4 separate regions of the Mus musculus genome follow, and regions 1, 2 and 4 are each linked to region 3. A link is a loop called in an ENCODE intact Hi-C map of the cell type or tissue named here. Cell type or tissue: left cerebral cortex. All regions are shown on one strand. Links, peaks and the distances in the headings refer to the core of each region. The heading gives the core; the rest is flanking DNA. Region 1 overlaps Sh3gl2 (SH3-domain GRB2-like 2). Region 2 has its middle 17 kb from the start of Adamtsl1. Region 3 has its middle 43 kb from the start of Sh3gl2. Region 4 overlaps Sh3gl2 (SH3-domain GRB2-like 2).

Region 1 (8,019 bases), core at 1,877-4,376, 110 kb before region 3:
GAAATTAAGGTCAATTTACCTTAAAGCCACCACGGTGCTGTAAATTAATGCTGTAACGTTTTATTGCTTCTGTGATTAAGCTGAGCTTTAAACCAAAGCAGTGCCTTTAACAAAAATCCCTGTGAAGCAAAACCACAGCTCTCACTTCAAATGGAATACGACATAGATAGTTCATTCTGAAGACAAAACGTGTCCATGGCCAAAGAACACAGATTCGAGGTTACCCCAAACATGATACTTTAAAGTAATACCAGTCCTATGACGTTTTCATAGCAATTTACAGAGAAAACCATATACCCAGGAATTGTAAAATCCACCTGTGAGAACATCAACTAGGTAGTTAAAAGCAAAACAGAGACATCTCTGCTACAGGCTTCAGATGCCCTGATGACACTCCTAATCTTCTGTTTGTAGAAGCTAGGTGCCCTCTTTGTATATTCTGGAAAGAGTTCTCTCTAAGAGGCACAAGGGTATTAGGTCAAACAGAAAAGAGGGAATAAATGGCTATTCAAGAGGCTAAAGATGGCCCAAGTTTACCTGGCTGTGGACAGGCTAGCTCCAGCCTTCCACGGCCACATTCTGTCAGTCAGCCTTGTAGAACCTTTGGCGTGTGTGTGGCTTTTTACAGCTGGGAGGAGGTGTTCAGTTCACAAGCCCAAACAAGACTAAGGTTTTACATGTTGAAGACATACACTTTCAGTTGACATCAGGGCATATAAATTTTTAGTACGGCATCTAAACAAATACTTCATTAGAAATAAAAAGCACATCACTAGACACCATCATCCAATGATAGAGGAGGCCTCTTTATATAAACACTTCCTGCCAAAAATGATTTTAAGACACTCAGAGAACTTAAGAGATGAATCGACCAATGAAAACTTGATAAAAACTATGACAGGCTAGGATTGAAAGACACACTCAGTTAAAATCAAGAAGTGTGGGTTTCTGTCTATAGTAGCCTGAACCCACCTCTGGTTTCTCCCTAGGGACACAGCAGGCTGGACTGGACCTGCAGGGATGGGGCCACCACATGGCTCATCTACGTGCAGTGTGCCTGGAAACAGGCTTAAGGAGCAGAGGTGCTCTGGAGAAAGAGACCAATGTCACCATTCAGCATATAAGGTAATGGCACTGCAATCACTGTTTCAAATGCTTATTTATTGTGATGCGTTAAAATGAATCCAATGTTTGACTACAGGAAACAAAATTGCTATGCTATGAACTTTCATTACCACCCACAAAATAATGTATACCATGTGGCTTCTTCTAACCATTTCTGATTATTAACCTTCAATATAAAACAAATGTATCCTTAGTTCATTGGGTATGTGTGCATATATGTATGTACATATATGGATGTGTGTTCCTATCCAGGGGGGGGCCGGGGTGGAAGCCAGAAGACTTCTTAGGTCTTGTTCCTCGTAAGCTTTCTACCTTGTCTGTTGAGACTGGCAGCCCACTGGGACTTGTCAAGTGGGTTAAGCTGGCTGGCTAGGAAGCCATCAGTGATTCTTCTGTGCCTGTTTCCCCAGTGCTGGGATTACAAACTTGCCAATATATTCAGCTTTGTACATGGATGCTAGACATTGCATGTGAGTCTTCATGCCTGTGTGGCAAGCACTTTATCACCGTACAGTGTCCCCAATCCCTTTAACTTTCTTTCAATAATTCTGACATGCCAGAGTCCAGCCGGCATGAAAGTGTCCTAAGAAAAGGCAGCAAGGGGTATGGTGTTAGTGGTCTTGGCCACAGCATTTTTATCTTTGGAGATTCTTCTGTTTATAACTATTTACTATTCTAAGGCCAAAAGCCATTGGCTTTTGGTAATTAATTACTACTGGAAGCAACAGGGGATTAAGAGGGAAAAAAGGCTTAATGAAGCAGTGTTTCATTCTACCAGCTCATTATAAGTTCAAAGCAACAGTTTCACATGGCCTTGTTTTATCACAGTGCACACCTGCGGCTTCATCCTTGGTCCCGACCTAGAATGAATGTTTTTACTTGATCACAAATTTGTCTCTTTTCAGTGCAATTGTAAAAACTCATTATATTCCTTATTATGAAGGCTTTACTTACTATTCTGTGAGGAGGGGCACACTGTATTCTTACTAACTTTATTACATTTTTTCTGGCAAAGCAACTAAAACCATCTCCTAAAACTTACTTCCTAAAATTATTGAATTCAAATCTGGAATTCTATAAAGTCATTAATTCATCTAAACAGCATTATTTCCTGATAGTTCATCTTCAGGTTGGTCTGCAGGGAATTTGACCCATAGGGTGGGCTAATGTCCAGGAATCATTAGGCTATGTAACAGTGACAGGAAAGCCTTATCAGTAACAAGAAGCAATCCTGGGATGAAGTCTCTGAGGACCCTGCATTCTTAGAGCTCACCCATTACAGGCCATGCAAAATGGTGGGTAAATGCCAGAAAATTCACTTACATGCCTTTAGCCTTTCCTAGATAGCTTCAGACACTGACAACTCAGAGTCAACTTACAAGAAACCTAAAGCATACAAGGAATTGCATTTTCTTATAGGAATGGACATTTTTTTTCATTCATAACACCACTTCCCAAACACCACTTTCCCTCCCTTCTCAAGGAGGAAAAATGGAAGCATGCAGTAGACATACTGCATAAAGTATACCCACTTTCACCATCAGAGAAGAAGGCCGACAGCTCACAGGGGTTACTCCTTGTTGTTGTCTTTCTAGCTGCTTGGAAACAGGAGCCCTCTATGTATTGGTGGTGGTGGTGGTGATGGTGATGATGGTGGTGGTGGTGGTAGTGGTGGTGATTATCTGACTTGTTGGCTTGATGATGTTGATGATAGTGGTAGTTGTCTGACTTGTTGGCTTGATGATGATGATGGTGGTGGTGGTGGTGATGGTGGTAGTTGTCTGACTTGTTGGCTTGATGATGATGATGGTGGTGGTGGTGGTGGTGGTAGTTGTCCAACTTGTTGGCTTGCTATACTCCAGTTTTCACTTACTGCTTTCTGCACAGAGACTAGGACTTGGAACCCCTTCAGTGTCCACAGAATTCTCAGGAGAAAACAAAATGCATTGTCTCTCCAACACCCCCTCATCACCTCCACCCACTGAAGACTATTCACACGATAGCAAAGAGCCACTGGCTCTGGGAACATCTGCTAAATAGAACTACATTTATTTTTTTGTGTCCTAGTTAAGGTCACTGTTCCTGCCACCTCCTCTGTCCACAAGCAGAGGGCAGTGGAGGCTGCCCAAGCCCTACCAGAGGCTGGTACTTTGTCTTTTGCTGTTATTTTGTTTCCTCTATGCCTTGTGGTCGAGCAACATCCTAGCAGTGGGACATTTCACTCTGTCACTGGATAATGCATTGACTTCCCATGGTTCAGTAGATCTTTTTATAGCAACTACGAGTTAACTCAGTGAGATTCACTTTTACTTACAACTTCATTTTCATGATTTCTCTTTTCAAAGTCCCTCTCACAAGATGCTCAGGCCCCGACCATGCTGGATTCTAATCTATGCTTCTGCATTAGTCTGTCTGATGGCCAGGCTCGTGTCAGGGACAAGGTCCTCCAAAAAACCAAAACCTCGGCTGCCCAGCCAAGAAACAAGAGGCATCCTAGTACTGCATTGTGAGACTGCTTACCATGTGTTTTATAAAGGAAGCCTCACTGAACATGGGAGAAAAATACCGCTGCCCCTCCCTCTAAGCATGGGGTGACCCAATGGGAGAAAAATACCGCTGCCCCTCCCTCTAAGCATGGGGTGACCCAAGGGAAACCTCTGAACACTATGCAGCCACCACCACAGCAGACAGTATAAAAGATTCATGAACAGACAGACAGAGACAGGCCAGGCAGCTGGGCTCTGCAAGCAGAAGGGGCATCCACCCACAGACATGTTAACACTTCCATTCTGGTTGTCTTCTGACTTGGGAGGGAAGAAGATTCTCATTTAGCTTTGCGCCCCTCGCCCTTCCACAGCATGCTGGCCTCTCCTTGGCATGACAGCTACAAGCTGCTAATTAGAGCAGGGGTAAAATCTAAGCCTAAAAGGCAGAATGAACACTTTCCATGTAAACAACACCATCCAGCTACTGTTCTCCAGTTAAAAAACATCTCTCTGTCATTTCTTTTTCCATAAGCTGGGTATTTTCTACCTATTCAAAGCCAGGTTATCATGAACCCCCCTGCCATGCCAGCTTCCTGTCATTTTCCCCATGAATATTCACCAAGGAAGCTCTCCCCTTGTACAAAAATGGCTTGGTTCAACCACTAAAATGTAACTGTTCTCATCTCCCCGGCTTTGTCTTAAAATTAAGTTGCCATGAGCTACATGTCATATGAGCACTGGCCTTTGCTGTCCTGTCTGGTTCCACACATCCTTACAGGGTGAGTGACAGCTTTGGTCCCTTGGGCTCTCTCCCCGCTGTGCCCCTCACCCCTGTGGCCCCCTAGAGCTACAGAAGCTGCTGCTCATTCGCCCTCACCATGCATGCAGTCAGGGACTCTCAAGAGACTCTGTGGAAGGTAGCAGAATAAGTTACTTAGAGTTCGGCTTTATCTGCCAGTGTCAGGGAGGAAACTGAAGCAGTGCCGAGCATAGAAGGAAAGACAGACTGACCACTGAAGAGCCCTGACTTCCTTTAGTTCCTGCTGGAAATGCCTAACATCAAAGATGTTCTCCTGCAGTGACATGAGCCTAGCTTCAGAGGAGGTGCTAACTTCTCAGAGAAAGGACTGGATCTCAGTCTAACATGGTGAGAATATCGAACATAAGAACCCACTTCACCAGTGTCCAAAGGAAACTCCAATTCCCCAAACTCCAAAGGGGAGTCTAAATATCTCTAAATATTTCTGGGGGTTAGATCAAAACCTATCGTCTTCAGGAACGTATACAACCCATTCCCATGTACCAAAAGGAGTCAGTCCCTTACCTCTGAAGGGACATATTTTTACCCTGGTACCTATCAGCAGATCAAAGCTCATGATGGTGTCCAGGCTCCCTCAGTGTCATAAGTGACTCTTACACATTTCAAAGTCCATGTCAGCACCCCAGCCCTTCTTTTTTTTCTGACCCCTACCCTAAACTCTCTCCAGCTTCCCTCCCCTCAACTGCTCATCCTTATAATCCTGCTGCTTTTGCTGTTTCCTCCTTGTGTTGCTACTCTACTTTGTATGCTCTCCCTAGTCTCTGTCCACTGATAGTCTCCCTTATCTTACAGATAGACCTGGCTAGGCCCAGTCTTCATCTATTTCTTTTTTTCTCTGCTCTTAACTCTTTCAGATCTCTCTCTCTCTCTCTCTCTCTCTCTCTCTCTCTCTCTCTCTCTCTCTCTCTCTCTCTCATCTACAACAAAACTCTTCTATACCATGGAATAGTCATGACTTCAGATTATACAACCAGCACCTCTAGTGATCCACAGGATAAAGAGATAGCCTTACTTTTATTACTTATAACACAGTTTAATCTGTTCCTTGGCCTTATCAATTAGATTTTCTTAGAAAAAAATCTTTGTCCACATCCAAGTTTTCTAGGCATGGTTAGGTGTCATAGCTTCAGTACATATCTGTGATGCTGAAACAGAGCATCAGAGACTGCTGTCATTTGTAAAGGACAGAAATGGGGGTTTTCATAGTTGCACCTGAGGCAGCCCTCAAAGCCCAGACAGACACCAGCAGGCAATAAACCACCACATACTGTTTTGAAAAGGGCAAATAATTTAGAATAGCCTCAGGCAAGATAATTAGGGTACAATAAGCAATGGGGCGGGACCACGAAGGGCAAATACAAAGACATGGCTGAGGTCTCTACCTCATGCCTGCAGGAAAACAAATGGTTTGAAGTCAGAGAAACATTGGACAAACTACAGAATCAAGAGTTGGAGAAAACAGAAATAACTGAGAATCAGTAAATCGATAAAGATAATACTAGAAATATAAAAACAAAAGGAAATGAAAAGTTATCATCCTAATAGCCACTCCATAGCAATACACATTTCTCAAAACCATAGCACAATCAAGAGTTCTTTAGATAAGCAATGACTGAAAGAATCCATCACCAAGAGACAGTAAAAATAATGCAACAGTGTAGCTCTAGCAACACAGGGACTAGCTGCCAGCTTGGCGAGATCACCCACGGTACTGTTTTCCTGAACCACAAAGATCAATAAGAGAAAGGAAACACCGCGGCACCAGAAACAATTTATCCATAAATTAACCTAATAAAAATGATTGAAGAGAAAATGTTGAAATGGGAAAACAATGTTTTAAAATCACTGATTAAGCAGAAAGGAAAGACAAATGTTAATAGTTAGGTTAATAGCTTAGTGTTGCCAAAGTTACCTATAATTAATTCATAACTTCAGAGCACTTCCTTTATAGTCTATCAAAACACTGCCGGAGTTTAAAGGTTACATGTAAAAATATGAATGATGGTATGAAAAAAATTAATAGCTTAGAGATTTGAACATCATTTGAAGAAAATAAAGCAAAATCCAGAAGGGGTTTCTCCTTCCATAAACTATAATTAGTCACCGTAATTAAGTAATGTTACAAAAATAATCCCATAAAAAAATTAAGAAGAAAAAGTTAAAAAAAAGGATAGTCTACTAATCTCTCTCTCAATACACACACACATACACAAATACACACACACACACACACACACACACACACACACACACACACACACACACCTGTGTGTATGCACAGACAAATAGGAAAAGGGAAGATTCCAAAGTTAAGACAGTAATAGGTACCAGAATTTCAGCCGACAAAAATTCTTAGGGTTCTATAATTAAGACACCACAGTGACCACAAAGGAGGAGAAAACAGATAATCCATAGGATTATAGAAGATGAACACCTCAAAATTCTCTAAGTCAAGAAGTACCCTGGGCAATCTTTCATATATACACATCTCAAATATGACAGGCTACTGCGTGTTCGCAGCTGTTCCATCTTTCATATTACTAGTTACCACTGGTTTTACAAAATGTCCTTCAACCATGAAATTTTAACGTGGCCATCACCTCCTATACTCCAAAACCAAACTCTAAGCATGACAGGATTATTAAGTTTAAGAAACAACAGGACATCGTGTTTGGAGTTCTTCAAATTGTTACATGCATGTCATTTATTTCTAGTTTAAGTGAAATCCTAACCGTAGTCAATTATACTTATTTTATACCTATATATACTATATGCAATATTTTATTCCATAACTAAGTTGATGGTATGAAAGAAAATAACATTCTCTAAACTGTTTGTCAATTTACTGATTTGTGTATGTATGCGCATACACCCACCCATGCAGTCACATGCCTCGGTGACGGCTCTAAACCACCGTGACACGTGACAATTTTAGTCAGTTCTCTCCTTCTACCATGTGGGTTCTGGGAATCAAAGCCAGTCATCAGATTCAGAGACAAGTTGCTTTAACCACAACTGAGCAGTCTCATCCACATCTCGACTGCTGCTTTCAAAGTTCTAATTGGCATTGAAATAGTGATAACTCTACCATAGCTGGGTGTCAGTATACAGAGATGTGGTATACACACATAAACAAACACATACATACATACACACACACACACACACACACACACACACACACACCCCTAATGGACTCATAGGGATTTCTTTTAAAATAACTTAAAGCATGAGTCATCCCGTATTTTTTTCTAGATAGAACATCTGGACATGCTAAATACCACTCTGGTACAAAATCTGTCTAAACTATTAACTGTGGGCTTTCTTCCTCATTTCTCTCTGGTACACCAGATGTATAACAAATTAGTCTAAAGTGTTTATATTTGTCAAAAATTCAAGCATAGAAAGTTTTAGACTTTTCTGAGGAAAACAATATTGCATAGTTTTTTACTAAAAATAATAAACTAAACATGTTATTTTTCTTATGCCTGGACTATGCCATATATATATATATATATATATATATATATATATATATATATATATATAGAGAGAGAGAGAGAGAGAGAGAGAGAGAGAGATGTTGCC
Region 2 (8,019 bases), core at 3,011-5,510, 870 kb before region 3:
TCTGCTGGGGAATCTGGAGTCTATACTCACTTCTTCACTGAGGCCATCCTCATTTACAGCCAGATGCTCACCCTTACTTCCTTTATCCCTTTCTTTCCTCCCTGTCGTTTTCAGTTGTTAGTTAAGTCTGAATGAGAGGAACTTGGCTTTGTGATTGCTGTCCAAACTCCTAGCAATAGGGGCGAGTGAGCTCTCACTTAAAAATAATGTTCCAAGTGCACGTTGCAGACCTTTCCCTTTAAAAGAATCAGGGATCGATTTAAAAAGAAAACAAAAACAAAAACAACATACTTTAATATTTTTCCCATAGAATCTGATTAAGTCTGATAGGTTTAGTTAACTAACTTGATTGGCAATGTGTGCCGGTTTGTAGACTTTTGTGTGTAAATTTTCTAAATGTAGGAGCTTAGCTTCTGGTCACCACTGGAACCCAAAAACCCCAAGCAGCACTGTTCTAAGGTACCCAGTCAATGCTTATGATTAAAATAACAAGAGTTGAGGTCCCCAGGGAAGCAGTGTGCTTGGAATATAAATAGCAACATCCTTAGCATCGAACTAGGGATCAGAGTGGCATACCTGGTATGCCCAGTAAGGTACCAGTAAGGAAAAATGAAATACAAAGGAAATTTTGTTTATGATGTGATATTTCCTGGATACTTTCATTTTAGCATAGAAAAATGTATATATCACTCTAATAGGACATGGCCGACAGCAGATATTAAGTTCTCAAGTTGATGCTTGATGAAAGCTTAAATAATTGATTGTTTGACCATGTAGAACTATTGTCTCAAACAGATGTGTGAATTATGATAACAGGGTGACCTCGATAATTCAGTAATTGTGACAACTTTTAGAAAAACATACAACGTATATTTTTAAAGGTTCCATTTGTTTAAAACATATCTTCTCAAATAGCAATATTGTTTATTGAAATACTGTCGATACAGAAACTTTGAGCTCAGAACATGCAGGAAAATATTTTTGTCATAAAAATCAAAGAACTACTCCAGTCCTTTCAAGATCCAAGATTTTATTGCTCTGGCCTTAAAACCTCACCCATGAGGAAAGCATACTTTTGCGAGTCACTCAGATTTCCCATTACCATTGGACAGAATGCCTCTTCAGTCAGCATCTCCTGGCCCAACCCTACTCAGCATATATTAAACCTCGATTAAGCTGTTTTCTCTAAGGAATGTTCTGGAAATCTTATGAACTAAGTCAAGGAGAAGCTAGCATGTACCATAATTGAATCTACAAGCTTTACACTCAAGTACTCACATATTATATTCATACCTACATAGGGAAAGTAAGTTGCCATTTAACCATGAGTTAATCCATTAATAAATCAGAGAATCAACATTTTATAACAAGCATCAAAAACAAGAGAAAAATAGTTAATGAAATACAGGTATGTCCCACATAATAAGGATGTAATTGTTGGGTAAACCCTTGAGTGTGTGTGTGTGTGTTTATGTTTTATTGTTGGAATATATACACTAAGTCACCATTAGGTTGTATTATTTATTCCTATGAACACAGACACAAATCTTTTCAAACTGTTGATTTCAATAAAAAAAAGAGTTTTCCAAAGTGCTTTAAAAGCTCTTCTTTAAAATCCTGAGGTCAACTTTCACAACAGCAGAAAATGGGTAGGATGTGAGCGGGCAGTTTATTCTTCAAAGGCATGAGAGGCAGCACTGCATGTACCTAGTGATTTAGAACCCCAGAAGCCAAGATCATGGACCCCAGCCTCATGCATGGAATAGATTTGATTGTTGAGACACAGACACATCCTCTCTTCTGTCCCTGGAGGAGAGTGGATGTCAGCTATGCCTACGTGTGATTGTGCATGAGCTAAGACAGAATGGGAGCAAGCTGAAGAATTCTCGAGGTAAAAAGAACCTTGTTTTTTTCTCTTAAATTGAAACATAATGTGTCTAAAGAAAATTACAAGTAGGAATTTTTCTGTATCCCTGGGGGAAAGGGAAGGCCCAGTAGCTTTTTTCAGGTCCTCTTTGTTCTCTAGCTTCCTGTGCTGTTGTCTAAAGAACTACTCAGGATCCATTCTGGCTTTCTGAGGACAGAGAGATGCTGCAGAGGTGAAACTATTCCATGTAGGCATTTGTCTCTTTGTGTATAATTGATCATTTTTGGTATATGCTAAATATACCAATATTTCCTTCTGTAATTTCATTTTATATTAACTGATATATCAGTATTCCCTCTAATTTATCAAAATCGTTTCCCATGTTTGTGGCTCGAGTCCATGTTAGAGCAGTCATTATAAAAAGTCCACAGCATTCTAATGTATGATAGATGACAACATACATAAAGTACATAGATATTAAAGGCTTCCCTAAGGACACATAATTTAAAGATTTTGAAGTGTGAGGTGACAAAATTGTATTCAGTGGAGGAGGAGGAGAAGGAAGAGTTTCTTTTAAAATGAAAAGACTATGCATATTTCCAAGGACTGTTTTAGATTTTACAGGAGAGGGACAGCCAGATATCATGCCTAGTTTTGCGGTGGTTACACTGTACTCTGGAAAAAAATATGAAACAAAAACATTAAAAGGAGCAGGTAATTTCAGATAGTAGCAAAGGCCATGCTGCAGAGATAGCTGACACAGGCTCAAGGTGGCGTAAAGGTGCAGAAGACACTGTGGTGTACTCCGAGGCCAATATTCATTTGGGGAAGATCTCAATGAAAAAACTAAAAGTACTCTCAGTTTCCAGAGAGACAAAGGGATGTATATTTGAAAACCAGAATTGGATGAACCTTTATTTTTAAATATTCCTGACTCGAAAAGAAAAGGAAATAATACATTTACTGAACAAAGAAAAAAGAAGTCCAGGCAGCTGAAGATGTTTGTAGAAGTTTATATGAAATGAATATGTTGGGTTATCGTGTCTGATGACCCTTGCTCAGCCTGCAAATGGTGTACTTGCAATTTTATCTGTTCACAACCTTGGTGCCCTGGTTAGGAGATTTTTACCTAGGAAAATGGGATGTCGAGTAGCCTGAGCAATCAGAGCCCACTGATGACGTGTGGAGCAGTCTACCACAGCACAGAAGGAGGGTATGAAAGTGAGGGCTGAACCCAGGCTATCGGGATAACAAGGTCTATCAAGCACCAACAGCACTTGTGAAGGCCTTTCCTGGAGTCCGAGGAATAATTACAGCATCTCTAACCTCAGCGGGGTATGGAAAACTTGAAGGCTGTTCCGAGGAAGTCAACCAAGATGATTAAGAATTGAATAATGGGGCCTCTGAGAAAAGGTATAGCCAAACTGGAGTTACTTAGCCTGGATTATTTATCTTGGTGAGGACACATCCAAGGTGGGGCTTAATGTGATCTTCAAGAATATGAAAGGTAATGGTGACTAACTGTTCTTTATGACCTCAATGAAGAGAACAAGTTGAAATAGGAGGGCTTTTAGTTAGAGATAAGGATTTTGGATTATGTATCCAAGACACAATGAATTTACACAAGCACACATTTTGAGTTTCCTTCTTTAACTTTTAATCAGGGGGATATTAATCTTAGATCTTTGAGCATTTCACACTGCTGGAGTTGGGAATTCTTAGTAAGTGAGCTGAAATTTTGTAGATATGTCTATATACATACATATTTGTTTTCCAGGAAGAGAATTGGCAACTTTTGTTATATGATGTCTATGCTACATGTGTCTTAAGAAAATTCACTGCTTAAAGTTTTTGTTTATACTCTTATTGGTTTAGATCAACTGAGGCACACCTTCTTCTAGAGGAGGAGAGTAGATAAGATGCCATTTCAAGTCACTCTAGATTCTTATAAAATGTTTGAGAAAATGTGAGACTTGTGTGAATGAGATAGCAAAGAGAGGAGAGAGGGAAGAAGGAGGAGGAAGGAAGAGATGGAGCAAGGGAGAAGAAGAGAGGGAGAGAGGAAGAGGGGGAGGGAGAGAGAGGCAGAGAGAATGAAGGGACGGGAGAGGGGGTGAGGTAGAGAGGGAAAGGAGAGAGAGAGAGAAGAGAGAGAGAGAGGGCAAAGGAGGGTGAGGAAGAGAGGGAGAGAGGGGGAGAGGCGAGTGGGGAGTGGGGGAGGGGGACGGGGAGAGAAATACAGAAAGGGGAAGGGAGGTATTTTAGGACTTACTAGTTTTTAAAATACACATAAGTGAAATGCATTTATGAATATATTTAGGAATATGTGTCATAAAATGAGGGTGTAAGTGGTACTCCTTTGGAATGGTACCAGCTTAAAAACATTTGTAGCATATGAGCACATGGGAAAAAGGTATTCTGTGGAATATTTAAAACATATGGGTTTTGTTTGTATTTCTTCCAAATGTTTGAGAAAAGTGAACAACTTGTACCTGTATACAATCGTGACTATGAATGCACTATTCTGTTTGAACAAAAAATGTATTTATAAGTGAGCCGTAAAGCACTGAGAGAAATCACAATGTTAATAAGTAGGAGGCTATCGGGTTCCATATTAAGCCTCTCATACCTGAAACTCACTTCGCAATGAATAGCAAATTTAGTTTGATGGATTAAGCAGTTTTCAATAAATATAAATTTAGGAGATCCACAGGAAGTGATGTAATAAAACTCATGATTAATTAGGTATGTAGATAATATTCACACCCACTCAACCCCATGAATTGGGTGGAGGAGGGAAAGTGCTGTATTCATAAAACAGGTGAAACACAGAATTCCACTTTGTCTCCCCTAGGTATTTGAAGCAGTAACAGAGGACACTGTTCATGCGGTGTGAGATGCTCTTCCGTATCGTGTGGGTAATGGTGGCTGGTGTGGCACATGCTCACAATCATTTTTATTTTCTGATTATTAATCTCATCGCCTATAATTATTTTATAAGATACAACGAAACTTCAAATTTTCACCACTCCTGGTTCCATTGTCAAAAAGAAAGAGAGCAGTACAAACTTCTAAGGAAATTGAGAGCCAGAAGGAAAGCGAGGCCAGGCAAGATCCAGACGCTGCTCTCTAGAAGTCTGCACTAAGAGTATCGGATGCAAGCCCATGTCAGGATAGTAGCTGAAAGAGGTAACTGTGGACTCTTCGGGTGTGCTTGAGATATTTGCATTAAGGCATTGGGCTTCATCCTTTTTAGACTTCAAGAAGTATCAAAATGAGCCAACAAGCTTAGATAGCACTAATTAATAACATGTGAAACTGAGCATGTTAAGTTTCCGTTCTGGAGCAATCAGATAAATATCTTCATACAAGAGCCTTTTAAGTCACACAATATTAAGTGAATATTTTTAAAAAGCGGCAATAGTTTCTCTAATAAATTCCAAGCAGTATTTTGAATGAAACCTGATTTGTGTCCCATTACATGACCAAAATAAGGGTGCAGATAAATGACCCAATGTAGACACGTAAGTTTTACTGTGCCATGGTACAGATACAAAGTGGTGTTGTTGTGGATGTTAAATGAACTCTACATTGGTGATGACCTAAGTGACGGTGTCGGTGATAACAATGATGATGGTGACAGAAGAGCACTGTATACAGTTGCCCTACCATGAAAATTAGCACTGCAGTGAGTTCTCACATGGAGATATGCATGTGCACAGCCTGCTTTTCATACACTCTTGCAAACATGATGATTTTCAGGGAAGAAACTTCCATATGGACTTTCTCCTAAATCTGAACTTCAGGAGAATTTGGATACGTTTGTATGTTCTGATGACCTCCAATCTCAGTTCTCTCTCTCTCTCTCTCTCTCTCTCTCTCTCTCTCTCTCTCTCTCTCTCTGTGTGTGTGTGTGTGTGTGTGTGTGTATGTATGTGTGTTCATGTGTATGTAGATATATGTTCACATGTGCATGCATGTGCTTGTACGTTTGTGTATGTGTTTGTGAATGACTATGTAAAGGCGACAAGTCAACTCAGTGTCTTTCCCATTCTCTATTTTCTGATACAGAGTCACTCACTGAAGCTGGAATTAGCCACAGCAGCTATACTAACTGACCAACAGGTTCTGGAATCCTCCTGCCTCTGCCTTTCAAAGACTGAAATACAGGCTTTCGTTGCTAGAACTCACTTTTATAGGGACTTTGAGGGATCCAACTCAGGTCCTCCTGCTTAAGCAGCAACCACTTAACCATCCACCCCAGAAACACTTCTAAGTCACATTTCTTGGAATTTCCAAAAGTACTTTGGCAAAACTTTGCCTAAGTGAAAAATCAAGGGTGCAAAAAGTCAGGATACCAAATAAAAGAACAATTCCAAAGCCTAGCTTCAAAGAAGGCTCCTTGAATCAAAACTCCATGAACTCAAATGATGGTGCTTGTCTTAAAAGTCAATGAAATAATTCCTCCTGGAAGTCTGTTATACTCCAGTTTTATATAATTTTATGTAAACAAAACAAAAAGCATGGCTTTGGAAATAGACTATATTTACTTTTAAAGATTTGGTTTTGATTATTTTTAAGTTATGTATCTTATGTATTTATTATTTTTAAGTTTAGTTTTAAGGTGTTGTGTAGCCTCCCCCAGCCTGAAGCTGGCTGGTGCAGACCTTGTTGCCACTGAAGTGGGGTCACTGCGGTGCAGCTTTCTGACTTGTCTGGCTCTTTTTTGATGTGTCAATTGCTGCCTGCTGTGACACCTTTGAGTCAATCCTCATTGCGCAGGGTCTTTGGGCTGGCTCCGGGCACCAAGAATGGACTAGCAGGGGAATGGACCTTCCCCCTTTATAAGCACAGTCTCTTAGTAAACTCGCGGGCCTTGATCAGAGAAAATTTGTCTTGGCTTCATTCTTTTCTCGCTGTCTAGTCTCTCTTTCAGCCCCAGCCTGCCTTCCAGGAGTAACCGGTTCATGTAGACTTACATGTGGCTTACAACTACAGTGTTGTATCTGCCCATTGGTATATGCAAATCCCCTGAAAGCTGGAATGAGAGACAGTTGCGAACCAACTTATGTAGGTACTGAGGACCAATGTAAGTGCTAAGAACCCAACCTGGGTCCTCTAGAAGAGTAGGAAATGATCTTAACCCATGAGCCACCTCTTCCTCTCTGGAAAGAGGGTATTTTGATCTCCATAAGGACATTCCGAGTCTAGCTCTACTAAGAAAGAGAGACTTCAGATGACAACTTTCATTCAACCATATTGTTTCTTCTAATCTCCCAATTTAATTTTTTTAAAAAAGTAAATCACTTTTGAGGACATTCAGTAAGGGTAAAGATTTTGGTAAGTTTGTTGTTCCCCAAAGTTTCTTGTATTAAAAGCTTTGTTTGTAGCCCTTGGTTCTACTGGCAGGTGGAACTCTTAGAAGGTAAAGAAGTTTAGGTCAGCATGACAGAGCTCTGAAACTGGTTAGCATGAACACAGCTGTGATCCACTCCGTTAACATAAGCCCAAACACTGGGACCAATCCACCATAGACAAGAAACTCTAAAGCTGTGGCCAAAATAAACCTTTGCTCCTATTCGATTATTTTGACAGAGAAAGATCTCTCTCTCTCTCTCTCTCTCTCTCTCTCTCTCTCTCTCTCTCTCTCCACACACACACACACACACACACACACACACACTCACACACACTGATGTATGTATGTACGATGTACGAATATAGTTGAGTCTATCTGGCATCAAGAATGATAATTTTCTTTAAGCTAATTACTCACCCATTTCAAATTAAAAATAAAACTGGCCTTTTTATTGACTGATTGCGATTAAATCATAACACATATTATAATAATTGAATAACAGTGCTGTCATGCTATACCTCCAAAGTATTTTTTAAATATTAGGTTTACTGAGGTATCATTTAAATAGCTAAAAGCCACCCACTTCAACTTCTATGCGTTTTGACAAACAGTTGCAGTCACATAACCCCCTAAGCAACCATGACACAGGATAGCTCCATCACTCCAAGGAGCTTTTGTATCCCTTTGTTAACCTCCCCACTTCAATTACTAAATATCCATCCACTGTGTGGACAGAACACATTTGTTTATTCATTTAATGGTTAGTGGATATTTGGGAGGCTTCCAGTTTGGG
Region 3 (8,019 bases), core at 2,029-4,528:
ATGGAAGGAGTTACAGAGACAAAGTATGGAGCTGAGATGAAAGGATGGACCATGTAGAGACTGCCATATCCAGGGATCCACCCCATAATCAGCATCCAAACGCTGACACCATTGCATACACTAGCAAGATTTTATCGAAAGGACCCAGATGTAGCTGTCTCTTGTGAGACTATGCCGGGGCCTAGCAAACACAGAAGTGGATGCTCACAGTCAGCTAATGGATGGATCACAGGGCTCCCAATGGAGGAGCTAGAGAAAGTAGCCAAGGAGCTAAAGGGATCTGCAACCCTATAGGTGGAACAACATTATGAACTAACCAGTACCCCGGAGCTCTTGACTCTAGCTGCATATGTATCAAAAGATGGCCTAGTCGGCCATCACTGGAAAGAGAGGCCCATTGGACTTGCAAACTGTATATGCCCCAGTACAGGGGAACACCAGGGCCAAAAAGGGGGAGTGGTTGGGTAGGGGATTGGGGTTGGGTGGGTATGGGGGACTTTTGGTATAGCATTGGAAATGTAAATGAGCTAAATACCTAATAAAAAATGGAAAAAAAAAAGAAAACTATCACCACCTTGTGTTAATGGGAAAACTCAAAGAGCTCACGGGTCTTCTGGGTGAACTCCAGGTCTCCAAGTGGACAGTGAAGCAGGAATAGATCAGCCTCTGAATCTTCATCTGCTATTCCCTCTAAGGTTCCTGAACACCAAAACTCAGACAAAAGAAAAGACCAGTGCCCACAGTATGAAGCCCTGAGCATACCTGCAAATGACTCTGCTGGCAGGGCCAGGGTTAACCAGCAGGTAGCCCTGCTTACTCAAAACCTCCATTGTTATCCTGACCAAGAATCTCCCCTGGAAGATGAACCCAGAGCAGTGCCTGGAAGCTGCGGAGATAGCTTTGTGGGGAACCCCCCAGTGAAGCACAAAACTGCTAAGTACAGACACTGCTTTGAGGTTTATATCAAGTCTTCCTCCTTGTCAGCCCTGCTTGTCCAATCCCCTGGAAAGGGGAATCTGCTATGGAGCTCCCAGGAAAGCTTCTGCATTTGGGCAAGTGTTGCCTCCCTTCTTCTTCCCTGACACTTGCGGCTATGAAGGAAAGGCCAGGAAAATCTCTTAATGCTGAGGGCTTCTCCAAGGCCTTAGGCCAGCAGCCAGGAACCTCCACACTGTCTTTCCTGTAAGAAAAGAAACCACAATGTTTCAAGCCCCAAGTCAAACCCAGAGGCTGTGGATTGCGTTTCAGGGAGAGGACTTTTGAGAGATAGTTTCACTAAGTAGACCAAGCTGACCTTGAACTCATTGTCTTCCTGCCTTGCCTCTTGAGTGTCCGTGTTACACTTGTCAACGTCTACACCTGGCTAGGATGAGTTCTTGATTTGAAAATGTATCATACAAAGAAGAAGCATTTTGGAGCTAGACACCTCCCAGTTCTGCCCAGTATGGCGAGTTACCAGAACACTCTGAAGTTCAGCCTCCTCATCTGCAAAATATAAAGAGTAAGACTTTCTGGAAAGCTGAAATAAGGTAATTATGCTGGTGTGTGACTACTGGGAATACTGAATTTGTCATTCACAATTCTGTTAAATACATGGACCTGCTAGGAAACCATCAATGATTCTTTATACATTTATAAAATATAAATTTTCTCATCCTTTAAAAATTAACAAAATCTGCTTTCCTGCTATGACCCATAGTAAAACAAGAACTTCTGGTAGATATATTTTCACCCATAATGAATAGTTACTCAAGCAAAAATATTTATTGAAGCTGCTGAAACAGTTGGTAAATATTTGTTGAACACATTCTTTGTTTAGATTCCATGCCAGATATCTCCAATGCTAAAAAGATCAGAAAGACGAGCTGTCCCACTAGGGATGTTTGATTTCTACTAATGGGTGTACCAAGTTAAAACAGTTTCCTTTGTCAGGAGGTGAGGTTGAGATACAAGTAAAATCCCAGCATGGATTTCACATCCCTTACTAATTGTAGAGCAGCGTCTTTCCTTGTGCAAATCTACAATGCCGGTGTTCAAAGGACTCCACAGCAAACCCAGATACTAAAACTCAAAAAGTTTCTTTTCATTTCAGGAAGAAACTTCGTGTTTCTCATACTGTAAAGAGCTGCTGCTTGGGCTCAATCTCAGCCCTGATGCTTACAGGCAGGGCATCCCTAGAGAGTCATTTAGCATCTTTTTGTCCCAAGTACGGTCTATAAAACACGGAATACTGTGGTACGTGGTACATGGGACCATCCACAAGGACTGAATGAGTTTTAACGATGCCTGATTCCGGCAGGAACCCTGTACACTCAGTAGCTATTATGTAAATATTTCTCCATTTGAAATTGTAGCTTATACATATTTTTGGGCGCCATCACATCTTTGTCAATTTCTGTCTCTTCTATGCTCTGTAAAAGCTTATAACCTTTGCTTACAAAGTTGGAGTGTTGTGATAATCTCCTATTTTGGATTGGTTTTTAGTGCCCTTCCCTGTCCAAAGTCCCCAGAGTGATAGCTGTGGTACTTGAGCTGAACCATTCCAGGTTGGGCCAAGGTTGGAAAGCCAGGGCCTGGATGCTGTTGTGTGTTCTGCTGGAGTTGGCTCTATACAGGGACTCATGTTGCCTTCCATCTGGAGGATGGCCAATTCCGGCCTCTCTTGTGCTCCATCTGTTCTGGCACCATAGGTCTCCTCACTTCTCTCCTACAGGGTGCTTCTTATCACACACCCCCAGCATGCCCCCTCACCCCCCGCCAACACACACACACACACACACACACACACACACAGTGCTTCACCTCAATTGTCTCAAGGTGAGCACAACCCCAAAAGATCTGCCAAGCAGAAGTCACATTCCCTCGTGCCTCATCCCGATAGCTAGGAAAACAGCCTGGGCAGCCCAGGCCCAGCCATAGTCTATCTAACAGCTCTTAAAGCTGGAGGGTACGACTTGAGGACACAAATATAAAGAAACACATCTTTTGATCATTCCACCATGAAATAAGGCCAAATGGAGCCCATCTCTCGCTGGACCAGTAAAAACTATGGGGAAATAATCTTCAACATGGAGAACTGGAGAAAAACCGGATTAACTCATTTCACTAAGTGTTTAAGGGAGAGAGGCGATATGCGCTGTGTGTTACTGCCCTCCAGTGTTCACTGGCGTCCGCGACGCTAGGCTTTTACTGGGAATGGGCCTATCTGACTCATTTTGATGTTGATAGCTCGCTTTGTTCAATGTACAGTGAGTTCCGGGTCTTCCAGTGTTTCAAGTTTAGCATTAGAGAGCGTGAGTCTACAAACAAAAAGCAGCAAAGCCCCCAGCAACAGGAAGAACGCTCCGGGGGGGGCGGGGGGGGGGTTGGGTCCGCGAAAGCAATGCTAACCCCTGTAGTGAGTCTTCTAAAATTTATACAACTCAGAAAAGAGGAGGCGCTCCCAATTTCCGCAGAGCCTGCTCAGTCTGCTCTCCATAACAAAAGTCGACGGTCTATCTCTGACTACGTGGCTTTTAGATATTAGGGGTTTGTGCTTTGGGGTTTGACAAAACCAATGAGCCGACTGATCTCTCCTCAGCCTGTCCGTGGACAGAGGGCAGCTGCATTCGGTTGCTTCTGAGTAAACACTTCAAGGTCTACAAGATAACTGGGCATTTCCTCCGATTCCTTCTGAATCCTGTGTTCGTTTTGACGTCCGAGAAGATTCATCTTTCTTCATAGTCATCTTTTCCTCATTGTCATTCCACAAGGATACTGACTGTTTTAGTGTAACTGCACTCTGTGTGTGTGTGTGTGTGTGTGTGTGTGTGTGTGTGTGTGTGTGTGGTCTATTTGTCCTAAGTTAATCTTTTCTTAGACTGCAACTCCCAGAAATATCATAATCTTTATTCTACAGAAGTGTTCAGAGAAGACCAGGAGAAGCAGAATTAGATCTGAACTTAAATGCCTGGCTGCAATGGCCTATTAACTGTCAGTTTATGCTGCTTCTCCTGACAAAACTGTGCAAAGAGGGGCAATAAATATATGGCATTTTTTTTAAAAGTTGAATAAGAGCATTGCTTTCCTTAATTGGGGACGCTTCAGACACTGTTGACCGCAAGTCACCGGCTAGAGTTCTGTCATCTACCTTTTTAGTGATGTTCACAGCAAGAGAGGTGAACGCATCCGAAAGAAATCCTCACCATGACACCACTGCGAATGTGTTCCAGTCAGCCACAGCCATGCTGTGAGACCTGTCCCCAAGCACAGAGTCCAGCATTGTGGTGGACAGCATCAGCAAGCTCTCCCTCAATCCCATGTTAGTTACCACAGCCTCTGAAAAACGAGCACCTCCCATTTTCTTCCATCTCAGAGACCTTTGTGTCTTTACAAATGGCTTCAATTTCCTAGGAGGAAATTTGAGTAAGTTTTGTCCTTGTAAGAAGCTATCAAGGAAGGCAATGTAAAAGAAGTTTGAATGTGTCATTTTAAAACTCAAAAGGAAATAGTGAAACTGGTTTCTTTTCTTCTTTTTTTTAATATGATATTTTCTTTATATACATTTCAAATGCTATCCCGAAAGTTGCCTATACCCTCCCTCTGCCCTGCTCCCCTACCCACCCACTCCCGCTTCTTGACCCTGGCATTCCCCTGTACTGGGGCATATAAAGTTTGCAATATCAAGGTTCCAACTTCAGAGAGAGATTTGATAAGCACAGGACTTTAGAATGGAAATCATCTTTTATTCAAGTCTGCCATCTTGAGGTCAATTAGAGAAACACTTAGTCTTTTTGGAAAATCTATGCCAGATAACAAGTGCAGGGTTTTTGTTTTGTGTTTTGTTTTGTTTTGTTTTTTGGTTGGGGGGTGGGGTAGGGTGCAGGGGCGGGGTACCCTGAGAAATGACAAAACAAATACTGAGGTGCAAAGTAAAACCAAGAACTACTATCTATCGGTGCAGGAACAGGCAATGGCTTTTTGATTCGATCATGGATTGAACTCTCCAGGAAAAGACTGCCAGGAACAAGCACAGTTGAACGCTTGCTGCCCCCATGAGAAAGTCCAGATAGCTCAGCAAGGGTACCAAGGTGCTTGTCCTAGCATCCCACTTTCAGGGAAACAGGGATTTGGATTGGAGATATGAAGCATCTCTTAGGCTCGATGAATCAGTATTGATAGATGATTATTGATAGTTTATCCAGGCGTCTTTAAATTTCCTTACTTAGTACCTAATATCCCACCCCTGCTTTTCAGGATCAAGGACTGGACCCCGAGTCTGCCATGCTAGGCAGGCACACTACACTACAGCCTCACTACACTCTGAGCTTGTAATATCCTCTTGCTGTCCCAGAATTCCACCTAGATAACATGGAGCCAGCCATTATGTCACGGTCATCTGTTGGGTCTGACAGCCTCTGGCTTGTTTCTGGTCACCAAGGCAGTTTGGGGGGGGTGTCTTGGCTCTCTAGCCACCTGGCTCTACCTAATGATTTCCCTGTGTTTGAGCTGGGGCTTTGGGGTTCTGGGGAGGAAAGAGGTAAAGCTTACCCTATCTCAAGGCAAATTCCATCACCATTGCATGTATGGGATACCCAGAGAGATGACAACTCACTCTCATTCAGTTGTCTTCATAATCACTCATTTGTGTCTACTTGAGCATATACATATTTATTTTATACTGGATGGACATCTAGCTACATATCCCAAGCAGGTTATATTGTTAGCCTGGCATCAAAATCCCAATCTCCTAAGAGCTGAGATTACAAGCTTGCTCTGCCAAGGCCAGCTATATTTACTTTGTGGATCACAGTGTTCTTAGAGCCCTCTGGATTGGTCCCTGCCTCCTCTGGCATCCTCTTATGGGCACATTCTCTCTTTCTAATTGCTGCTTCTCTTTCTGGCACTACACAATGTTTGTAGTAATTACCTCCAGTTCTTGGATCAGCCAGTATTCTAAGATGCTTGTTAATAGAAGCCCAGACTTCAGTTGTAGGTAGCTGTGCACACTGCTGCTGCAGTGTAAGAGTCATTGGTCCTCGACTCTCTCTCCACTGAGTTAACCAGAATCTTCAACTCTGACATTATTCTTACATCATTCTAACCTTCTCTTACTATTCATGATTTTCATCATACACAGAGTCATATTTCTGACTCCTTCAACTGCACACATGCACGTGCTGACATACACACACACACAGAGACATGCAGATAAACAGACACACAGTAGCATACACATTCTGCCTACACAGGAAAAACATGTCAAATGGACTGCAGTAAGAATTTATATTCTCATCCATGAGCATTCCTGAAATACTCACACCCTCCATGAGTGTAATAAAATATTTGTGAATGTAAAATTCTGGAATTAGAGTCTTTGGAGATACAATGTTTGCTTTAATCATGTGCTAACTCATAAACTATCCCTTTAACCTGAAGGGACCAAAGGCAAAGAGGTAATCACATCTGTGTGTTTATCTTGCACCATTTACTCAAGTAGTTTTAAAACACTAATCTAGTATGCATACCAACTTACCTAAAGTTTGAAAACATTCACAAAACCTAATTAATCTTGTCCTTTAAGTCCTTATCCACACAATTTTTGTGTTAAGTACTTTATTATATTGTCCAAAGACATTTCTATTTTAGTTTATTGCTGTCTTAAGATAATGCAGTGGACAAAGACTTTCGTAGGGCACGGGTCCTGGGTTTGACCCTGGAACCCATGTAAAGATGAGGGGAGAGAAACAACTTCACAAAGTTGTCTTCTGGCCTCTACATGTGCATGGAGAGGCACATGCTCACCGTATTATACTACTACTACCACTACTACTACTACTACTAAAATAGAAATAAGAGTCAAATTACTTTTTTGCTTATAGTGTATCTCATCTAAATGTTAATCGTCCACATATAATCAAAAATTGAATAAAGGGTCTGGAAAGTACAATTTAACTGTTGCTGCAACTTTACTTAAAACTTTGTATATTTTAATAGTTAAACATTTTAAATGCATGCTGATTATCATTGTATTTAGCTGAATATATACACTTACAAATAATTTTAATTCTAGAGAGGCTATGAAAGTAGTGGTAATTCATTTAATTCATAAAACAATATAGGATAATTTGAATTATGAGAAATTTAACCCAACCTTTGAACAAATCAAAATATTGTGCTAATAGTCTTTCTACAGAGTATAATAATTTTAAAAAATTCTAAATCATGATAAATTCCTCTTTTATTTTAAAATTTAGAACTTTTCCTACTATCTATAGCTATAAAAAGAAGGGCTGTGTGAAAAGACAAATTTCAGGACTCACGAAAACAAAACCAGCCTCATAACTTTTCCTTCAGGTTAGGAACTATTTGCTATTTATCTGTATTAGATATTCCTACTATGTATGAAAATGAATGATTATAAGTAATTCTTTAGGATTTATAAAAGGAAAAAGCAAGCAGAGCAAAAGTGTGTTATGAAGTCACACAACCAAAATGACACCACTTACTAAACACTGTGGAATATAGACAAGAAGAAGACAACCCCTATGTCAGACAAAATGGCCTTGTCTTTTAGGTAAGAAAGATAAAATTCTCACAAAGATTTTTTTTTTACTTTTTCCATAAAACACTATGTTCTCTGGACAATTGTGTTCATGTCCAAATGTCATCTGCTGGTCCACAAAGTCTCTTGTCTTGCATGTAAGAGGCCAGTATACAATAATTTTGTTCTCATGGTGAAGGGAGCAGAAGTTGGCCTGGAAGAAAGGTACTTTGGGTTAAGTTGATCCCACAAGAGCCAAATGCTCCTCCTTAGAAGGATGATACTTGTGTAGCTATCTCCAAAATTTGCCAGAGGGACCAGACATCATTATATAGGAACAGTCAGAGAAAACAAAATAAAGGCATTCTCAAGAACGCAAGGATAAGAGCTTGAACTTCCTCAGGGGAAAGGGAGGCCAGGTTTGGTTGTGTGCTAGACAGGGCCGCAGCTTAGAGTCAATGGCTTTTCAAGCCAAATGTGAGTTTCCATGCATCCTT
Region 4 (8,019 bases), core at 3,004-5,503, 230 kb before region 3:
AACAAAGCAAGAAAGTTTCAGTTAGATCTCACCGTGTGCCTATGTTTTCTTAAAATATGTCTGAACATGCATTCCTTCTTCCAGGAACTACTCACCTGGTAGTGGCCACAGAGGCTTCGCTCTCGTGTGCACACAAACCCTCTGTGCAGGTGCAGTCATCACTGAGAGCCATGCCAGTCCCCTGGGACTTGATTATGACAATAAGCAGAGACCACAATCACTAAACTTATCATCTGGATAGCAATCAGACAGACACAGGCATGGACCTCTTGACTGGCCTCTCATTCATGGACCAGATAATTCTATCTTGTTGTGACTTTTAAAACAAGAGTAGGAATCAGCCTACAATGTACAAAATTCTCTCTAAGAATTAATAAAATGGTTTAAAATAGAAGTAAGGTTTTAATCAGAATAAGGTTTTTATCAGTAATGGCCATGGAAGACAGTAATTCCCCCCTTCCCCATGACACTATACAAAATGAAATGAATGGAAACAAAACAAATGGGCAGGTAAAGTAATTTTGATAAAGCTGGAAGAAGAGTATAACCCACAGGCTACCCCTCAAGAAACATCTATGGTCTTTCCAAAGAACACAAAGTAGAAGCAGAGGTGCACAGGAAGAAACTGTGCATGGAGAATGTAGGAGAGAGGGCTCAGAAGATACTGTGAGAACACACTTCCTGTAGGTAGTGGCTTTCCTCTGTTGCACCAGATGAACATCCCTAAACATAACAAGAATTGCTAAGGCTGGGGCAAGGAGGGCAGAAATGGATTGAGTGGAAGCTGTGTGGTGTGGTGGGGAGTATGTATGGATATCACTTCAAACTCCCCTTGGATCTTGCACTGGGTTGTATGGACACAGGTAAACAATGTCTTGCCTTGGGCTAAGACTGCGGTTCTCACCTCCACTCAGCCATGAGAAACTCAGAAGTGGAGATACAGGAGTCCTTTCCTTTCCTTCACATGTGAAGAGGTCCCAGGAGACTCCAACAGGATCAAGCAGCAGCTATCAAGGTTGAACACTTCAATTATGTGCCTTGAATCAACTGCCCCGAATGATGTACTGTTACAAATGATGTACTGGTAAACGACTGTACCGGTGACCTGCTTTCTGGGTTCACTATCTCAGAACAATCTGCCTATATGGTAGCCCTTTCATTAGGTGCCGTCTTTTGGCATATCATACTACAAAAACTAGAAATGGTCCAGAGAATCATGTGCTCTGAATTGAAGTTGGATACAGATTACACATAGCTCCCAAAGTTAGGCGAACTTAAGGCTAGCAATCCAGGGGGGGTCACTGAGAAACAAAGAATCATAATTAGTAATTTTTCCCCATGGGGCTTGGGTTAGATGCAGGTAGAAGGTAAATAGACATGGGACTCAGCAATGACAGTTATAAAGAGTGTGGCACTGACTTTGTCTAGTAATGGGCTTGAACCTCCTGAAAACAAAATCATGACTATATGTCAAAGCAACATACGCTGTGAAAATAGGGAGCCTCCAGGGAAGCCTTTAAGACCCTCAGAACCAGCAATGGAGATAAACCTGTAAGATAAACAGAGTTCTTATATACAGAAGCACGGGAAATTGTGATGGAGCTGACTAGGTGTCCACATAACAAGAATTACTAAGGCTGGGGCAAGGAGGGCAGAAATGAATTGAATGGAAGCTGTGCGGTGTGGTGGGGAGTATGTATGGATATCACTTCAAACTCCCCTTAGGCTATCTGCAGTATTGGATTCTACTGAATCAGCCCATTAGAGACAAGAGGGGAAAATCCTTCCCTGGGAAAAGCCAGCCACCCCTGGATTGAGACACTGGTCGGCAGGTGATACCTCTCTCTGCCTCCATGGTTGTTGGGCTGTGGGTGTAGGGGAAGAGGGGCATGAGAGAGAGTGCCCACGTCAGGTCAGAGTTCCGGTACTCTGGGCAGGTGGACATGGGAGGACTGCCGAAAGCTTTCCACACAGCTCCAGGTGGGCATCTGGCTCTGTGAAGCCACTGACCCCACATGGCAGGGGGTGGACAAGGGGAAGCCCCTGTACCAGGTTCTCAGTCTCTGGCATCCCATGCCGGATACAGCAGAGGAGCTAAGAACAGAATAGGGGCCCCGAGGCAGCACCAGGCTTCTGAGATAAAGAGAACAGAGGGAGAGAGATTCCCACACAGGCGAGAGTCGTTAGTCCCGTCTGTGGCTGGAGCACAGGAAGGCCTTCTGGTGGGAGGTTAGAAGCAGCTCGTTAGAAGAAAGCCTAGCCCATCGTCCAACCACGTTGGGCCTTGATGAACAGAGACAGTCTATGATTTTAGAGCTTTATTGTAGAAAGGCAAAGGGAAAGAGAAAGGGTAGAAAGAGAGAGAAAGAAAGAGAGAGAGAGACTGGCCATGGCCAAGATGAGAAAAGGGGGGAAGGGAAATAGAGGAAGAGAGTTAGAGAGTGACAAAAGTGAAGGCTTAGAGAGAGAGAGAGAGAGAGAGAGAGAGAGAGAGGTAAAAGCTTAGAGAGAGAGAGAGCTTAGACAGTAAGGAAAGTAAAAGCTTAAGAGTAAGAGGGAGGGAGTGAGGTGGGGCCAAGCAGCCCCTCTTATAGTGGTCTTGTTATCTTGCTGTTGCTAGGTGACTGGGAGGAGTCTAGCCAGAAGGCCAGAAGCTTGGGACATTGTATATGTGACTGCTAGCCACACACTTCTCCTGTGGGGGCTGTGGGGGGCAGTAACTTCGACAGGAGACAGGGGTCCAGGAGACATGAGGTCCCATGTAGGTGAAAACTACCACCACCCATTGAGTCCACCGGGATTCCACCTCTTAACTGGACTGGAGACCAAGCTGTTTGTGCATAGCTCATTGCCCCATGCATGGTGATAAAGTATCATGCATTAGCACAGCTGGAGCAGAGAGATACAGCAAGTTCTCTGGGAGAGCATCTTCACACTGAAGGAAGAGTTTGGTCAGACTAGCCGAAACTGGGGGAAGGTAAGTGGCAGCGGGTCTCAAAAGCATTGAACTGAGGCTGAATATGAGAACTCTAGTGTGAACTGGAAAATGCTTGTGAGCATGGGGAGAGCTCTCTTGTGACTTATATTCAAGAACCTGGAGGCTGCCCTACCTACTACAGGCATAGTCTGCAGTAGACAGGGGAAGATGTTGGTGCTATACTGCACAGAGTTCCTCAGGAAAGCATGATTCATGGAGGAGAACATAGTAGGGTATTTCTCCAGATGGATGACTGTTTGTGCCAGTATTATTTATCCATTTAACGAAATTGCCTCAAATTTTGTACTTTACAGCAATACTCAGCAGTCTCAGGTATCCTGAAGACAGAGAGAGCAGGAAGGGCTGACTGCACACACGTATAAACTCATTGTATATAATTATACCTCCATAAAATACCTTTCAAATGATCCCTTCTAAGAATACTGCTTATGCTGTGCTGGTTTGAAGGAGAATGGCCCCCATGTTTGAATACTCAGTTGGTGGAACTGTTTGAAAAAGAATAGGAAGTAAGACCTTGGAGGATCTGTATCACTGGGATGAGCTTTGGGGTTTCAAAAGCTCGTGCCATTTTCCTGTTAACTCTCACTCTCTCTGCCTCCTACTTGCTGCTAAGGGTGTAAGCTCTCGGTTACTGCACCAGCACCATGCCTGCCTGTCACCATGTTCCCCACTGTGATGGTCATGGACTCGGCCTCCGTAACTGTAAGTCCCGATAAACTCTTCTCTAAGTTGCCTTGGTCATGGTACTTTGTCATAGAAGTAGAAAAGCAACCAAGATAGATGCTGAATGTAACTTTTACGATTGTCCCAGAAGATGAAATTTCTTGAGGGTGACAGCTCCAGGTTAACTGCTTTTCATCTGCGGTCCAGGTAGCAAAGGACACAGAGCACAAGGCAGTTCATTCACAGTGACTGCGAATGCTGAATGATTACTCCGACGAGTCCACAATGCTGGCTCTTCATTAGAAGAGCAAAAAGACTTGGGTTTTCTTTCTGCAGATTACATTTCACTGGATATCAGTCTGACACTAAGACCTACTGAGAACAACCAATTAAAGGAGTAACATCTTGGGTAGCACATAAGGAGAAGGGAGATCTTAAGCTCTGCTACTGCCAAAATATCCCACAAAATTATTAGATTTATCAAGATTTTAAAAAATGGGTTAATTAATGTGTGTATTTTGGCCACCAGAGGGCAATCTAGGCCCCATAAAACTACTCAGGAAAAAAACAAGAGTGTGGGAGGAATGTAAAGGCCGAATGATGCAAGAAGGTAGCACTGCAAATTTGGTGCCTGAGTATAGAGTCAGTCTGCCTCAGCTTTCATCAAATTCATGGGCTACCCTCCTCCTGCCCTTGCTGGTTCCCACATAAGTTCAGATCTCTGATGTCCCTATAAGAGACAAGGCTGTGACTTCTGATGTCTAGGACTGACCTATAACTCCACAATGCTTCTCTCTGTTATTCCATTGGAAACAGTTGTATGACAAGGTGAAAGGAAACTGGTTCCTTCTTTCCCCCTTGTTTGACAACTCATGCTAGCTTTCCTTGAATCACCAAACAATTTCCTAGGATAAACCAGGTTCACTTAGAGTGTGGCTTTGTAGACCACAGGCATTGAGTCTGGATGGAGTGGGATGGGATACCTGTAAAACCTGCAGATCCTGGCCTGCCAGCAGGTGACAGAGTCAGAAGTCTGTTGTGAGAATACAAGAAGATTGAGAAGAGCTTATGATCTCTGCTTTTACCCTGGCAGCTTATATCCTTGGGACTCTTAATTTGAACTGTGGGCTGCATCAGTCCAAACAAGGAAGAGTTCTGACAGGGAACCCTGTAGTGGAAGCATGGCCCTGCAGTAGACATTCTTTCTCTGGTTCCATCACAAGACATGGAGTGACCAGGAGAACATCAACTAATGACTGCAAGATGGGGGAATCCAGGCAGATGGAGTCTTAGTACAAGTCTGTGGTATCATTGCAGGTGAGGGTGGAAATACATTTGTAAAATCATACTGAATCAATCTATAGACATAACTGTTTTGAGAAGTCAGAGCAAAATGGTTAAGAAAATGCCTGTGAATAGCAGTCTGCTGACTTAAGATACTCGGACATAGTGTACTGCTTCCCAAACTTACCTCAAGTGGGGAGTCTCTTGGGAAACTGCCACAATGTTTGTCTTAGTAAGGTTTTCTGTTGCCGGGATCAACACCAGAACCAAAAGTCTACTTGGGGAAGAAAGGGTTCATTTAGTCTTATAGCCCACTGTTCATCATCACCAAGGAAATTAGGGCAGGAACTGATACAGTAAAAGTGCCATTTACTGGCTTGCTCAGCCTGCTGTCTTGTATATCCCAAGACCACCTGTTAGGGGAGATACCACCTACTACAGGCTGGGCCCTACCAAATCTATCACTAATTAAGAAAATGTTCACAAGCAGGCTTACAGGCCAATCTTTTGGAGGCATTTTCTTATTTGATGTTTCTTTTTCCCAAATGACTCTAGCCTGAGTCCTTGACATAAAACTAGGCAGAACAGTGACTGACAGACTGACTTGGACTCCCCTGGATACCCTGAAGCACCTGCCAGAGAGGGACGAAAGTGGGACTCTCAGGTCTTTAAAACATGCCTGCATTTCCCCTAGCCTTCTGAAAGCTTTAGTTGGTGTGTAATCACAAGGAGAAATGTGATTGGAAGATAACAAAATAATGTGTTTTGTTTTCTCATCATATGGAGAAGCTCGTTTGACACTGGCTCACATTGAGAGTACCCTCTGGTGCAGAGTCTTGCTGTTAGTTTCCTTTTGGATTTCGAAAATATTAAGTACCATCCCTATGAATGCACCTCTTAAAGCTAAAGGGATTGTTTGGCTAAAACGTTGTTGGGAGTGCACACAACTCCTGACCTCCTGCTCTGTGTAGGCCATGCACCCCTTCCCTGTTGGCCTAGGTTTTTGTTTGTTTGTTTTTTGGTCTGTTTGTTTGTTTTTGGTCTGTTTTTGTTTGTTTTCTGTCTGTTTGTTTTTGGTCTGTTGTTTGAATTATTTTCTTTCTCTTCTTCTATGTGTGGTAAATTGTATTTTATATGATTAGCCTCACCATGAAATGATTTTTAAAGGTTATTGCAAAAAGAACTTACATCTTTTGGGGGGCAGTAGTTGGACACATGCTATAGTCCCCACTTTTCTCTTGTAAAATTAGGAGGGTATTTACTCTTTATATCCCTGCTGCCTCCACACCCCACTTCTTACTGAGGAACTATTAGCAGTGGAGAGTTTCTGGAGACAGTAGAATCCTTCCTTCTCTGAAGGTGTGACCCCTGGTGGGTTTCCCATGCTCTAGTGCATGGTGCCACACCCAGGGACACAAGGACATGCAGACAGCACTAACTGGACTTAAAGACTTGAAATTCGTTGAAAGGTGTATGGGGGGGGCATTGGAGGAATTAATGGAGGAACTAGGAGGTAGAGATGATATTTCACTCTATAGATGGATGAAATTAAAAATAAAGAAAAATTAAAAACAAAATAGCCATAAGCCCGGCCAACTTATTTCATTTTCTCTATTTGGCACTGTGTTCTCCTGCCAACAGCACTGTTTCTTAAATCACATGACTTCAAGGAGCCAGCTGCCTGGACTTACTCTCTCCCCCCAAGTTCTTCTTCATCCTGGAATTAGTGATGCAAGTGCCTACTAAACTAACTCACCACTTGTTTCTGGAACTTGCCCCACATGCCCCAAGCTGGAGATGAGGTTGGGACCAGGTCTGGATTGGCTCCATCCAAAGGCAATGGAGATCCAGAGAATCTCAGCCCACCCACTGTCAGCCCAGAGAACTGGCAAAAAGGAAGAAGCAGAAGCCTCTGTTTCGTCTTCAGCAATGTTTATTGGAAACAGCAGTGCTTCCCGTGGTGAGTTTATACATTAAGCAGGAAGATTTGCCTTTCACTCCACACGATCCACTACCGCAAGTGGCATATCGGAAGCAGCACGCTAAACCTCTGAAGGAGCCTGTACAGCTAGATAAATAGAACTCTGGGTGCCTATCGGGACTTCCATAACTGAAAGGAGAACAAAACGAAAACCCAACACTGATCAGCGTACACAGCACTGTACACACAAAATGAGGAAGGGAGGCGTTCAAAGTAATGACTGGAGTGGAAAAGGGGTTTGCATATGCAGCCACATACCTTAAACTGCTAAGCACAAAAATCATCTTTATTTGGTCCTCATTGAGGGCAGAATATGCACAAATGATGTTCAAGGAACACAAACAAGTAAACGTGGGAAGGAGCGATGCTCACTGTCTTGTTCTATGGAGTGGGAAATGCTTACTAGTGTTTCTCTCCTACGTCTTTGTGGTAAAGGGACTCAGGGAATGGACTGATTCCTGGGTAAGTAAACAGAGAAGGGAAGACAGCCGTGCCCCCTTCCTGTACCCTTCAGAAACGGGCTACGTATATACACAGCTTCTGTACAGCAAGGAATCTGAGCTTAGAGACCAGATTTCTTCCCAATTCAGACTGGAGATTTTTTTTTCTTTTCAGCCAACATACAGATTGCTCACCATCTCACTCAGAAATAAATGGGACCCCCCCCCTCATCTGCCAAGTGCTTAACAGCAGGGAGGGAAGAAAACTGGCCATGTCTCAGAAGTATGAGGGAGATAGATAGATAGATAGATAGATAGATAGATAGATAAATGGATGGATAGTAGATAGGTAGGTAGATAGATGATGGATAGATAGATAGATGGATAGTAGATAGGTAGGTAGATAGATGATGGATAGATAGATGGATAGATAGATAGATAGATAGATAGATAGATAGATAGATAGATAATAGATGATAGATAGATAGATGATAGGTAGATAGGTAGGTAGATAGATGATAGATAGATAGATAGATAGATAGATAGATAGATAGATAGATAGATAGATAGATAGATATTAGTGAACAAAGGTGCTTTGGACAATTAATACTTTTGCTAATGGCATCAAGAGACCAAGTTGCTTAAACCAGCAG

The links. Peaks named below come from ENCODE experiments on the same cell type or tissue, not always from the same donor. Only the 100,000 strongest peaks of a DNase experiment are listed, where the experiment ranks them.
Region 1: it touches region 3 in a loop (3-fold over the local background); 3 of 42 quality-filtered maps call a loop at or near these places.
Region 2: a loop joins it to region 3, with 3 times the contacts of the local background. A loop is called at or near these places in 2 of 42 quality-filtered maps.
Region 4: it touches region 3 in a loop (7-fold over the local background); 27 of 42 quality-filtered maps call a loop at or near these places.

Annotation. Positions count from the first base shown.
Region 1 is chr4:85,268,891-85,276,909 of GRCm38, reverse strand. The region is part of intron 1 of Sh3gl2 (SH3-domain GRB2-like 2); the gene reads right to left. Among named protein-coding and RNA genes, the nearest start is that of Sh3gl2, 67 kb to the right of the region's middle. In left cerebral cortex, for the core only: a CTCF peak has its summit at 3,224; DNase peaks (open chromatin) are centred at 3,254 and 3,898; H3K27ac peaks cover 1,179 bases.
Region 2 is chr4:86,033,027-86,041,045 of GRCm38, reverse strand. It overlaps a transcript of Adamtsl1 not described here. Among named protein-coding and RNA genes, the nearest start is that of Adamtsl1, 17 kb to the left of the region's middle. In left cerebral cortex, for the core only: no CTCF peak of the experiment used is centred there; a DNase peak (open chromatin) is centred at 4,269.
Region 3 is chr4:85,158,080-85,166,098 of GRCm38, reverse strand. No RefSeq gene overlaps it. Among named protein-coding and RNA genes, the nearest start is that of Sh3gl2, 43 kb to the left of the region's middle. In left cerebral cortex, for the core only: a CTCF peak has its summit at 3,159 (motif pointing left); a DNase peak (open chromatin) is centred at 3,155.
Region 4 is chr4:85,388,222-85,396,240 of GRCm38, reverse strand. It overlaps Sh3gl2 (SH3-domain GRB2-like 2), which reads right to left. Exons shown (of 9, transcript NM_019535.2): 9 at 6,861-8,019. Among named protein-coding and RNA genes, the nearest start is that of Sh3gl2, 190 kb to the right of the region's middle. In left cerebral cortex, for the core only: a CTCF peak has its summit at 4,185 (motif pointing right); a DNase peak (open chromatin) is centred at 4,269; H3K27ac peaks cover 367 bases.